Linked DNA regions of Homo sapiens: region 1 is linked to region 2. A link is a loop called in an ENCODE intact Hi-C map of the cell type or tissue named here. Cell type or tissue: natural killer cell. All regions are shown on one strand. Each heading gives the region's core, and the rest is flanking DNA. Links, peaks and the distances in the headings are about the cores only. Region 1 overlaps TMEM144 (transmembrane protein 144). Region 2 overlaps RAPGEF2 (Rap guanine nucleotide exchange factor 2).

The links. Peaks named below come from ENCODE experiments on the same cell type or tissue, not always from the same donor. Only the 100,000 strongest peaks of a DNase experiment are listed, where the experiment ranks them.
Region 1: it touches region 2 in a loop (5-fold over the local background); 7 of 110 quality-filtered maps call a loop at or near these places.

Annotation. Positions count from the first base shown.
Region 1 is chr4:158,253,404-158,258,800 of GRCh38, forward strand. TMEM144 (transmembrane protein 144) reads left to right here. Exons shown (of 13, transcript NM_018342.5): 13 at 41-2,013. The coding sequence ends at 124. Among named protein-coding and RNA genes, the nearest start is that of TMEM144, 46 kb to the left of the region's middle. In natural killer cell, for the core only: CTCF peaks have their summits at 386, 2,469 (motif pointing left) and 2,681; no DNase peak of the experiment used is centred there.
Region 2 is chr4:159,172,602-159,177,998 of GRCh38, forward strand. The region is part of intron 1 of RAPGEF2 (Rap guanine nucleotide exchange factor 2); the gene reads left to right. Among named protein-coding and RNA genes, the nearest start is that of MIR3688-1, 46 kb to the left of the region's middle. RefSeq lists an enhancer at 2,785-3,517. In natural killer cell, for the core only: a CTCF peak has its summit at 3,116 (motif pointing left); a DNase peak (open chromatin) is centred at 3,100.

The DNA of each region.
Region 1 (5,397 bases), core at 306-5,305, 920 kb before region 2:
CAGGCCTTATTCATCACTGTTATTCTTTTTTCTTATTCAGGGTCTACAAAACTACCTATTAATGATACTTGCATTTTGCATCATCTTGACTGGAGCCTTATGCACTGCTTTTTCTAAAATCTAACAATGACAAAACCAGCAGGTGGCAGCAGTAGTTAAGAGAACGCGTCTATCGGACAGCGGAGAGATCATGCTGAGAAAAGAGTGCATTTTCATATAGCAAATGGATCTCAGCCACTGTTGGAGTGGGTAAATGATTTTTTTCCCCAAAAATGTGAGAATGAAGGAAGATTGAGTTTCATTCAAGTATAAAAATGAAAATTTCTTCTGATGAACTGTTTATGAAGGTAGTACTTTACTGGGTGACTAAAATGTCTACATTATTATAGCATTACATACGAGGATGCTCTTTTTACCACAGTATGTACCTAGTGTTGCATAATCTAGAACACAGTATAGAGTCCATATACAAAGAAGTTACAGTCCATATTTCTCACCTATTACCCCAGTGAAGTGAGGCAGAAATACCTTGGGCGAGGAGGGAGAGCCTTACCTTCTAATGGAATTAGATTCCAAAGATATTTGGATCCTTTGTTTCATAAAGTAAATGCATAGTTGGTAACTAAATGTTAAAAAGGCCATTTTATTATTGTTAGCCAAAACTTCTGTTTATTTCAAGTTAATATCGCCCAACTCTACATCATCTACCCATTTTAGCTCATAATGCTTTTGATTATCGCCAGATAAAGTCCATTCTCAGAGAACAAAAATTTTTCATCATTGAGAAAATGTGCATAACATAATACATACATACACAAGTATATTCACGTACATAAATACACACAGATATGTTGCTAAAGTGAGATTGTAGGTTATCAGTAACAATTTAAAGGAAACAACCACTCTTTTGAATGTACAACTTTTTTTTCTGAAATACACTTTTCTAAAACCCTCTTAACTGGAGGTTTCCTGTTTTCTTCTTGTTTTAACTGGTGGTTTCCAGTAGGCAAAATAAAATGACAGGCATGCTAGTTTTTTTTTTTTTTTTTTTTTTTTAAGAAAACTGAAATTAAGCCAGGCAGGGTGGCGCACTACTATAATCCCAGCTGCTGGGGCGGCTGAAGTAGGAGGGTCACTTAGCCCAAGAGTGCAAATCTGCCAGCCTAGGCAACATAGCAAGGTCCCATCTCTAAAAAAGAAATTTAATTTAAATTTGTAAGAAAAAAGAAAACTGAAACAGAACTGCCAGTACAATGTTTGTTGCAATTGTTTCCAAAACTTTGAGATAACGAAACCCCTATTCAAATGTAAATTTTACCCATTCCCACCTGATAGTACTGTTTATTACTTTGCTATGCAGGAGAAACAAAACAGCTTTTTATTTGTGTGTATACTCTGAAGTCAATGTGCATGGGTTAAATCCCACCTCTGCTTCATTTTATTTGTGTGGCTTTGGACAAGTTCCTAAGCCCTCTGTGTCAGGCCCCTCATTAACAAAATGGAGTTTATGATGGCATCTACCTCACATGGTTATTGTGTGGTTGAAATTAGTTCAAATCTGTAAAGTATGTTGATGAGTATCTGGTACTTGGCAAACACTATATAATTGTTAGCTTTATTATTATGTGTTGTTTGAAGGGGAAAAAAGTTTTTGTAGATTGGAGAACACCATGTAAGAGCTACTAAGCTCACCACCTTCCCATCCAAACAATTATTACTCCTCTAAATGAATACTACTTAAAAGTGATGGAGCTTCTGTTTGTTTATTGAATTGCTAATACAAATAAATATTTGACTATAACTTCTTATACTCATTTTAATTTTAACCTGAAATGTCATTAAATTATGCTGATAAACTTTGAATAAATTGTGATACAAAAGCTATTTTTCTCATTTAAATATATTTTAGAATTTTATATTGGATAACTTTTAATTATTCTTTAGTTGGGATTTCCAATTTATATGCAAAATTTTAAATGTGAAGTAAAGCAGTTTCAGAAGAAAAATGAAAAATCAGTCTTATTACCTCTATATAATTTATATATATCCCTATATATACTTTGTATATATATATACACACATTTATATATGTATATATATACACATTTATATATGTGTGTATATATATACACATTTATATATATGTGTGTGTATATATATATACACATTTATATATATGTGTGTGTGTGTGTGTGTGTGTGTGTGTGTGTGTGTGTGTGTATATATACACACACACACAGACCTCTATATAGTATATAGTTTCTGGTACCAAACAAGCTTTTTCAAAATGGTTACCAAAAAGCAACTTATTATTTAGAGGCTAGTCTAAATGGGCAGTTGCCAAATCTGCATTTTGTTTGCTCACCTTAGGAAGTGAATGCCTAACTCTCTTGAGACTTTTAGGTTTTATTTCTCCTAATCTAGTATGGCTAAATTCTAGTGTTTATTTTACATTTTTCTGGCCTGGCTTTCTGTCAAATGGCAACCCCATCTGTACTAAAGAGATCCTGCCATCTTGTGTACAGAGACAGAACTACATTCAGTAGAAGTAGCAGCCAATAAGGCTTGTATCAGATTATGGAAATTTTCTACCATAGGAACAGAAAATCCTAATAAATTTTAAAGGATTAATAGCACAGCATCTCCCCGAACTACAAAATCTTCTTTTATTCCTGACATACTGATTTATTTATATTCAGAGTTACTAACTACTAGACTTATAAGTCTCAATATTGATAGAGCTAAAAAACACATTGCGTAAAGGCAAGTTGTGGAACCATGTGCATAGCATAACATTTAGGTAAATTTTTAGTAACCAAAGTAATAAATACTTTCTATAAATACGTATTTATGTAAAAAAAAAAGGAATTTAGCTACTAATAGTCTACTGTTGACCAGAAACCTTACCTGTAACATAAACAGTTAACACATATTTTGTATGTTATATATATTATATACTATATTTTTACAGTAATCTAGAGAAAAGAAAATATTGTTAAGAAAATTATAGGGAAGAGAAAATACATTTACAGTATTATACTATATTTACCGATACCATAAGTTTGCATCATCTGATTGCAAGAAGAATCTTCTGAAATGTTGGGCAACTGCATCTGCAGACCTCAATCTGTGGTACATATCAAGCAATTCAGCTTTTTCTAATAATGTCATGACTTTTCTCTGCTTCTTGGGAGCACTTCCAGCATCACTAGTCGAGGTCCATATGGGTCCCATGGTGTTATCCAAGGTTTACAAGGTTTAATTTTATTGCAATAAAAAATGATGAAAAATATACAGGAACTGCAAGAGATCATAACCACCAGAGGCAATTGACTGGAGAGACAGTTGACTCACCTGGAGATGATTAGCACCACATGGTGCTTTAAGTGGATAGTCGCAACGCTAGAGCTCACCACAATAGCAACGGAGATTTTATAATAGATTTATGTATATTTTACGGTAGTAAATGATAAAATAGACTAGTGTATATATCTATAGTATTATATATATTATATATAGTATTATATATTATATATAGTATTATATATATTATATATAGTATTATATATTATATATAGTATTATATATATTATATATAGTATTATATATTATATATAGTATTATATATATTATATATAGTATTATATATTATATATAGTATTATATATATTATATATAGTATTATATATTATATATAGTATTATATATATTATATATAGTATTATATATTATATATAGTATTATATATAATATATAGTATTATATATAGTATTATATATAGTATTATATATATTATATATAGTATTATGTATATATTATGTAGTATTATATATATTATATATATATATTATTCATCACATACACAAAAAGAAGTGTTCACCTCACTTGGCAAGAGGGACTTGCATGTGTCAATAAGGACCTTAAGACTGGAAGACCCTGGATTATCCAGGTGGTCACAGTGTAATCTCAAGGGTCCTTGAAAGTGGAAGAGAAGAATCAGAGTTGAGAAGGAGATAAGGTGATGGAAATGGAGGTCAGAGTGATGTCCTATGAGAAGGACTAAACCCATGCATTGTTGACTTTCAAGATGAGGGAAGGGAACACAGGCCAAGAAATGTGGGCAGCTTCTAGAAGCTGGAAAAGAGAAGGAAACAGATTCACCCCTACAGCCTCCAGAAAGGCACAGCCTTGCCAGTCCCTTGGTGTTAGCCCATGTCAGGCTCCTAACCTACAGAACTATAAGAAACAACATTTGTATTGTTTTAAGCCACTAAATTTGTGATAATTTGTTACATTAGCAATGGAAATACAGAGTTACATGACTTTTTTAATAATAATTTTCAATGTAAATGTAATATTTTTACATCTTATAGAAACTTAGAAAGTTTCAAACTCCACATATCACTTATTTATCTCATTGCTACCCCTCTTTTTCCTCTTCTTTGGGTACATTAGAAGGAATACAACTTTTGTTCTGGATTTATACAAAGAAACAAACTGGTGTTTTCTCATATCATTCCCACTCTTAGAGTCTTAGAAGGTTTCAAATTTGCAAACAGAGATGCATTGGATATGGTAATGAGATTACTGATCTGAGAGCCAAAAAACTTCGATGATCCTCCTGGCCTTGCCTCTGGTAGGTAACATTACTTTGTGAGGTATTTTAACTTCCTCATATTTGTAAAATGGTTGTTTTCAACTAAAGGAATTCTAAATTTATGCAAACATAAAACTTTGTCACTATGGAGACATTCTAGTGGTATAATTTAATAGTATCCCAAGTTGCTTCAAGGTTCACCTTACATATTTGTATCCCACTCCTGAAGTACATAATGGGACGGGACCCACCAAACATTGAATAGAGTCACCCCTTTGCAAACTGATAAGGTGGCCTGGCACTCTCTTTTTTGAAATCCTAAGTGTGGGCACTTACAACGCTTTAAATTGAGGCCCCCAATACTGATAAAATAGGAAAAGTCTCATTTTAACATGTGACTCTCAAAATAGGTCCACATTTTTTGTGCGGGTTCCCTACTCACATATGGACTAGTAAAATCCACATCCATTTACCTTAATTCAACAGTATCATCTGTGTTATAAAGATGTTCAAGTTAAGCATTTCACATGTGTAAATGCATTTGATATTCATTTTAAAATCCATATTATTTTGTAGGTAAGGGAACTGAGCCTCAGTAAATTGTAGTGCCTTATTTTTAGCCATGCTGCAAGTATGTGACAAAATCAGAACTTTGAGTCAGGATTTTCTACTCTAATCATTTAATATTCATGAAATGTCAACCATGTGTGAGGCATGGAGGATAGAGAAAGAACTACAGAGACAGGGCTCTACGCTACCCCTCAAAAGGAGCCTACATTCAGCTTATGGTGTCATTTCCT
Region 2 (5,397 bases), core at 286-5,285:
CATATAAATCAAATGTACACATGTACAATTTTAAGTTGTAATGCACGCATGCTACTTCCTCTGTAAGTGGGGGAGGTAGAACAGTTATCAGTAGGATAAGTAAAGTGAGATTCTTAGCTTCAAAGGAGAATTCAAAACATGTATTGAAAGGTGAGATACTTCAGAAACTATAACTTGCTGTCCCTTCTAGTGGAGCACTTGATTAGAAAATACATATTTTTACATATTTTTAAGTCTCTGATTCTTCTTTGAAATTCAGTAATACCCAGCATTTTCTGTAACTGCCCTCCTCTGCACCCTTTCCCTAAATAGTTTATCTGATTGGATAAACTATTCCTCTTCTCTGCTCCTTCACCTTTCATGGATAGGTCTAAAAGAGATCAATTTTGAACAGACCTAAAATTTCTTTAGCATTTTAGCTCATTTTCTGACCAATAGTGGAAGGCTTTAATTACATATGTCGAATATTCTCATTTGCTTCTCCTGTCCTCTTGAGAAATAGAAAATTTGAGAATAAGTAGTACTATTGGTGGTTGACTCCTTGGTAAAACATTCAAGATGGGAAAAACAGATGTCAAATTATTTTTGTCTTTTGTCCTAGAAAAATGGCTACAATGAAATTTTCTATATTTAAAACCTTCCATTCAAAGAGTACTTCTTTTTTGCTAAGAGGCAATAAAGAACTGGTGTCCTCAGTGACCTATTCCGCTTTGCTTTTATTAAGACTATCTAAACTCTACCGTGGTAGGACTATTGAGATTTGTACAGTGAATGTTCAAAATGAGTGCTGTTGATAGTGCCTCTGGAATTAGGTTGGTATTAGAAACTTGAGGTTTCCTGAGGGTGATTTGTGCAGACTCTATGGCCCTTTGTTGCGGAGATAGGAGTTCAGTGGAATGATGTATAGCAGCCCCTGTCTGTCCACCCCCAGCTCAACAAGGTTTCTAGGAGGTTTAACTGGAGCCAGACTGTATTTGGGAAATGAATTGAACACCAAGCTGAAGGTTTTAACTCTACTGATAGAGGAGAATTTGTGGGGAAGGTGTTTGGTTGATGTTATTTTTTAATTGAAATTGAAGATAGTTCAGGAATCATTTTATTAGAGAGAGAGTGTATGTCTGTGCCTCTGTTCTCTGTGTGTATACGCAGCTGATTTCTGTTTTTGGTTGTTTTACTTAAATGTTAAATGTAATCATTCACAGCCTGCTAACTTTTGATGGAAAAAACCAGTGCAAATATAGTATGTTAATCTACACATGTAAATTAAAATTTGACTACAAATATTGCAGTCTGAGAGTCTATTAAAATAAGATACTTTTAAAATGAAGATATCTTTTGTTAAATGTATTTTTGCTGCCTAAGAGATGGCAATTCTGGGAAGCTGTAGGCTTGGTGGTGTAATACATTGTTCTGAAGGGGAAATATTTATACTGACTCTTGAAAACAGGAATTGCGAACTGATTTTGGACACTTTCTCTTTTCTTATTTGTTAACAAAATGAGTTTTTGGTGAAAACTAAATTGTTGCTTCTTCTAATGAAAAATCGTAACTTAACAAGTGAAACTTGCTTACGGGATCATTTTTCCCAGGGACGTGACAATTAACATGGTGCATAGTATGCATTTTAGGTTGCTAAACATAACACCCAGTTGGTAATCATAAAAACTGCCTGTGACTTCTGTTGTGACTATATCATTTAACCCTTGTGTTTTCTTCAATGAGAGATAAACTCTTTGAGAATGCAGATTATAGATGATACTTCATCTGTCCCTTAAAATTTATGAAGTACTTGGTACCTTCTTCAGCTCTTGTCCCTTGACACTTGACTGCTCTGGGGCTCCCTGACACCAACTTGAATTAGAAGACGAATGGGATAAAAGAGTGTTTTGTTGTAATTTACAAGTCTGTTTTGTAATTTTTATGGCTAATTAATGAGGTAATTACTAATCACCTTTGTCTCAAGTTTAGGAATTGTTCAAAAACTCAGTCTAAAAAAGCATGCCTTTTTCAGTGGAAAACACTTGAGGAAGTTTTTTGATTGATTTGTTTATTTTTTTCCTCTGGAAAAGAAACCTGAAGAAGTTTTAGACAAACAGGGAATGACTTGAGTCTTTATAATTTACTTCTAGCATTCTTCATACATGTCTTTTCTTTCTTTCTTTTTTTTTTTTTTGAGATAGGGTCTTGCTCTGTTGCCCAGAATGGAGTGCATTGGCACAGTGACAGCACACTGTAGCCTTAACTTCCCGGGCTCAAGTGATTCTCCTACCTCAGCTTCTCCAGTAACTGGGACCACAGGTGCTCGTCACCACACCTGGCTAATTTTGTTTTCTTTTTTCTCTATAGAGATGGGTCTCACTGTGTTTCCCATGTTGGTTTCAAACTTGGACTCAAGCCATTTGTGGGGATTACATATATGGCTGCACTCAGCCATACATATGTCTTAATAAAGTTTAAGCCATACATGTGTCTTATAATGTTTAGGAATCCGAGGCTGAAGAAATATACGAGGGCCTTATCAGCAATGACCAGTAATGTCATTATCAGGTTTTCCTGGGCTTTGATGTGAATTTGAATGAAATCACAATCCTAGGAGATTGTTTTTCTTTTGGGTGTAAATTAGTAAGTTCAGAAACAGTATTTTGCCTTCATATGATTTAGGGTTAAAGTAATTATTGTAACTCTAAAATAATAATTTTTTTTTTGAAAACCATACACTCTGCTATGGATTTTTTTTCTTACATTGTTCAAAAGTATGTGATGATGTAACTCTGGGGTATGAGTCACTCGGATGCACAAAGCACCTCAGCAGGCTGGTGATATGACATTTTTGTTTTATTTGCTCTGGTGCTTTACAAAGATCTGGGGAGGCTGTTTTAAAATAAACATTTCCCTGCTAAGGATGATAGAAGTTAAACAGTTTTAATAGGAGTGCTGATGGACTTGTTCCCGACTTCCTGCCCCTTTTCGTCAGGGACATAAAGAGAAAGGAATCATCATATTCTTTAAGATGATCTTCAGGAATGCTTTAAACCCCCATCTCTGTGTTGACTCACTTGCGAGACCGGCGACTGCTTTTGGGTTCTAGGAAGGACGGTTGGTCCAGTCTGCCACCTTGTGGTTATTTACAGAATTATTTCAGCCTGTATAGGTGTGAGTTTTCTGAAGCCGTAACACACAGATTGAAAACACATTTCCTGCATTTCTTTCTCTCCCTGTTCTCAGGGAGTGCTTAAGATCATGCATACCACCACCCCTGCAGGAATGTTGCCCTTTTCTTTCTTTGCACCCAGCACATCCACCGTTCGTTGCTAGATGCAGAGCTGAGAAAGAGATGTAAGAGAAGACGAGTGTCTTTGTTCAAGGTGCTTCTCTGATCGAGGACATAAAATACAAACCTATTAAAGTGCCCACATAGAGCACATGTGAAGGCCCTAATGTGAATGGTCAAGGTGGTAAGAACTTTAGAGGCTCAGAAAGGAAGTGTTCACTGCCAGTGTTAAATGGGGTCTTGGAGCAGAGGAGGATGGAAGAGTGTTTGGAGGGACTTTGTGTTAGGCTGTACCCAAAGACTGCTGGTCATCATGTGGAAAGGGTACAAGAGGTTGTTGGTGTTTGGGTTTCATTCCAGTGTGGGGAGCCTTGGAACGAGGTGGTTTGAACATGGTGTGCTTGACACAGTGTTAGCAGATACGTGCTCTGGAGGTAACAGGCACCCTCCGCCCCCACCTCAAAGACAGCATTAGCCTTGTTTGGGAAATTCGTGGGTAAAGTTATTAGTCCCTCTCCTGCATGAACTTTAATGTAGTTTGTGAACCTGGCAGAAATATATGCTATACAATGTTGTATAGGACAAGGTACTGTGGGGCATATTTTGGGAAATACTGCAAAAAAATGTTAAAAAGGTTTAACCTGACAATATGCTACTGATGTGTTATATTGAATTACTTCAATATAACAGGTTTTTTTCAAATAATACTTCAGTTGTGTGGATATATTTTGGAAGAAAATATATACAAAATTTTAATTTGTTTTCTAATACCATCCACAGATGAAAAAATATCCAAGAACGGTGCTAAATTAAATTAGGTCTTCAAAGTCAGTTTCAGTAACTCCAATGTGACCTGAAACTTGTGGGAAACCTCTTGTAATTTTAAACAATGTTAAGAGTGAAGTGTAAATATTATAAGGAATGTTTTAAAGGTAGAAAGTCTGTAGGTCCAAATGTTAATGGAATGCATGCAGAATTTTTTTTAACGACTTCATTTTAAGTGTTGTAAAACAGTCTTGAGCTATGGAAGGTAAACTTACATTAGAGAGGAAAATACTTACAGTTTGTTGTCCAGCTCTGCCAGTCTTAAATATGTTCCTAGCCAATCTTTCTTGGAGGAAAAATTAAGTGGCTGTTTTCAAATTGGAAAATTTCCCCATTCTCCTCTTTCTCAATCTTAAGGATATGAGATTTCTTACCAATGTCATTTGGAAAGTATATTTATAACAGATGTGATAAAATATATGTCAGGTACACTTCTCTTTAAACCTAATATAAAAATCTGGATTTATAAAACAGACAATTTAGGGACCCTTATAAGTATTATAAGAATTCATTCAACTTTTTTTTTTTTTTTTGGCATACAGACACATCATAAAAGGATACATTAATTTGTAAAAATTCTGATATATATAGTGTCTCAGGAATATTTTAAATTTTATATTCTTAGGATTACTTGTGCTTTTATTCAGATCTCATTGGCAGTGAACTCAATCACCTTTTTTTCCAGGATCTGATTTTGCCATGAAACTATCAGTACTGAAACTATGTGTAATTTCAGCCACACAGCCTAGTTGCATAGATATTATTCACCGTCTTTTGCAAATATGGTCTCACTAACAAACCCAGGGTCACACAGCTAGGGAGTGGTGGGGATCAGGATTTGAACTCTGCCCATCTGACTCCAAAGCTTGTATTCCTTTTATTACATCTCTCTCCTTCTTAGGATAGCTCTTTTGTATGTTTTAGTGTAGAAGTATTTGAGATCTCCTAAATAAAACACTGCAGCTTAACCATAGCATATCCACTTAACCATACCGTATCAATAAACATAATGAAACTTGCAGAACTTCCCCTTTTCTGCCCCTTCACCATTTGGGTATAGATGTGAATTTGAGCATTGGATAATCTAGCTTTTAACCCCGTTATTAATAATGTTCAAGACGTAACTCTCTAATTCATTGCTAGTGATCTTTTGCCCAAAAGGATAAATTTCATTTTTATCTTTCCAAGTTCCTCTCTCTGATGGATCAACAAGGAAGAATATGTTGGCATCAGGACAGTTCTGGTCCTGTGACCAGTGTCGCTTTAAGCAAGATGCTCCTTTCTCTTCCTCCTTATGTTTA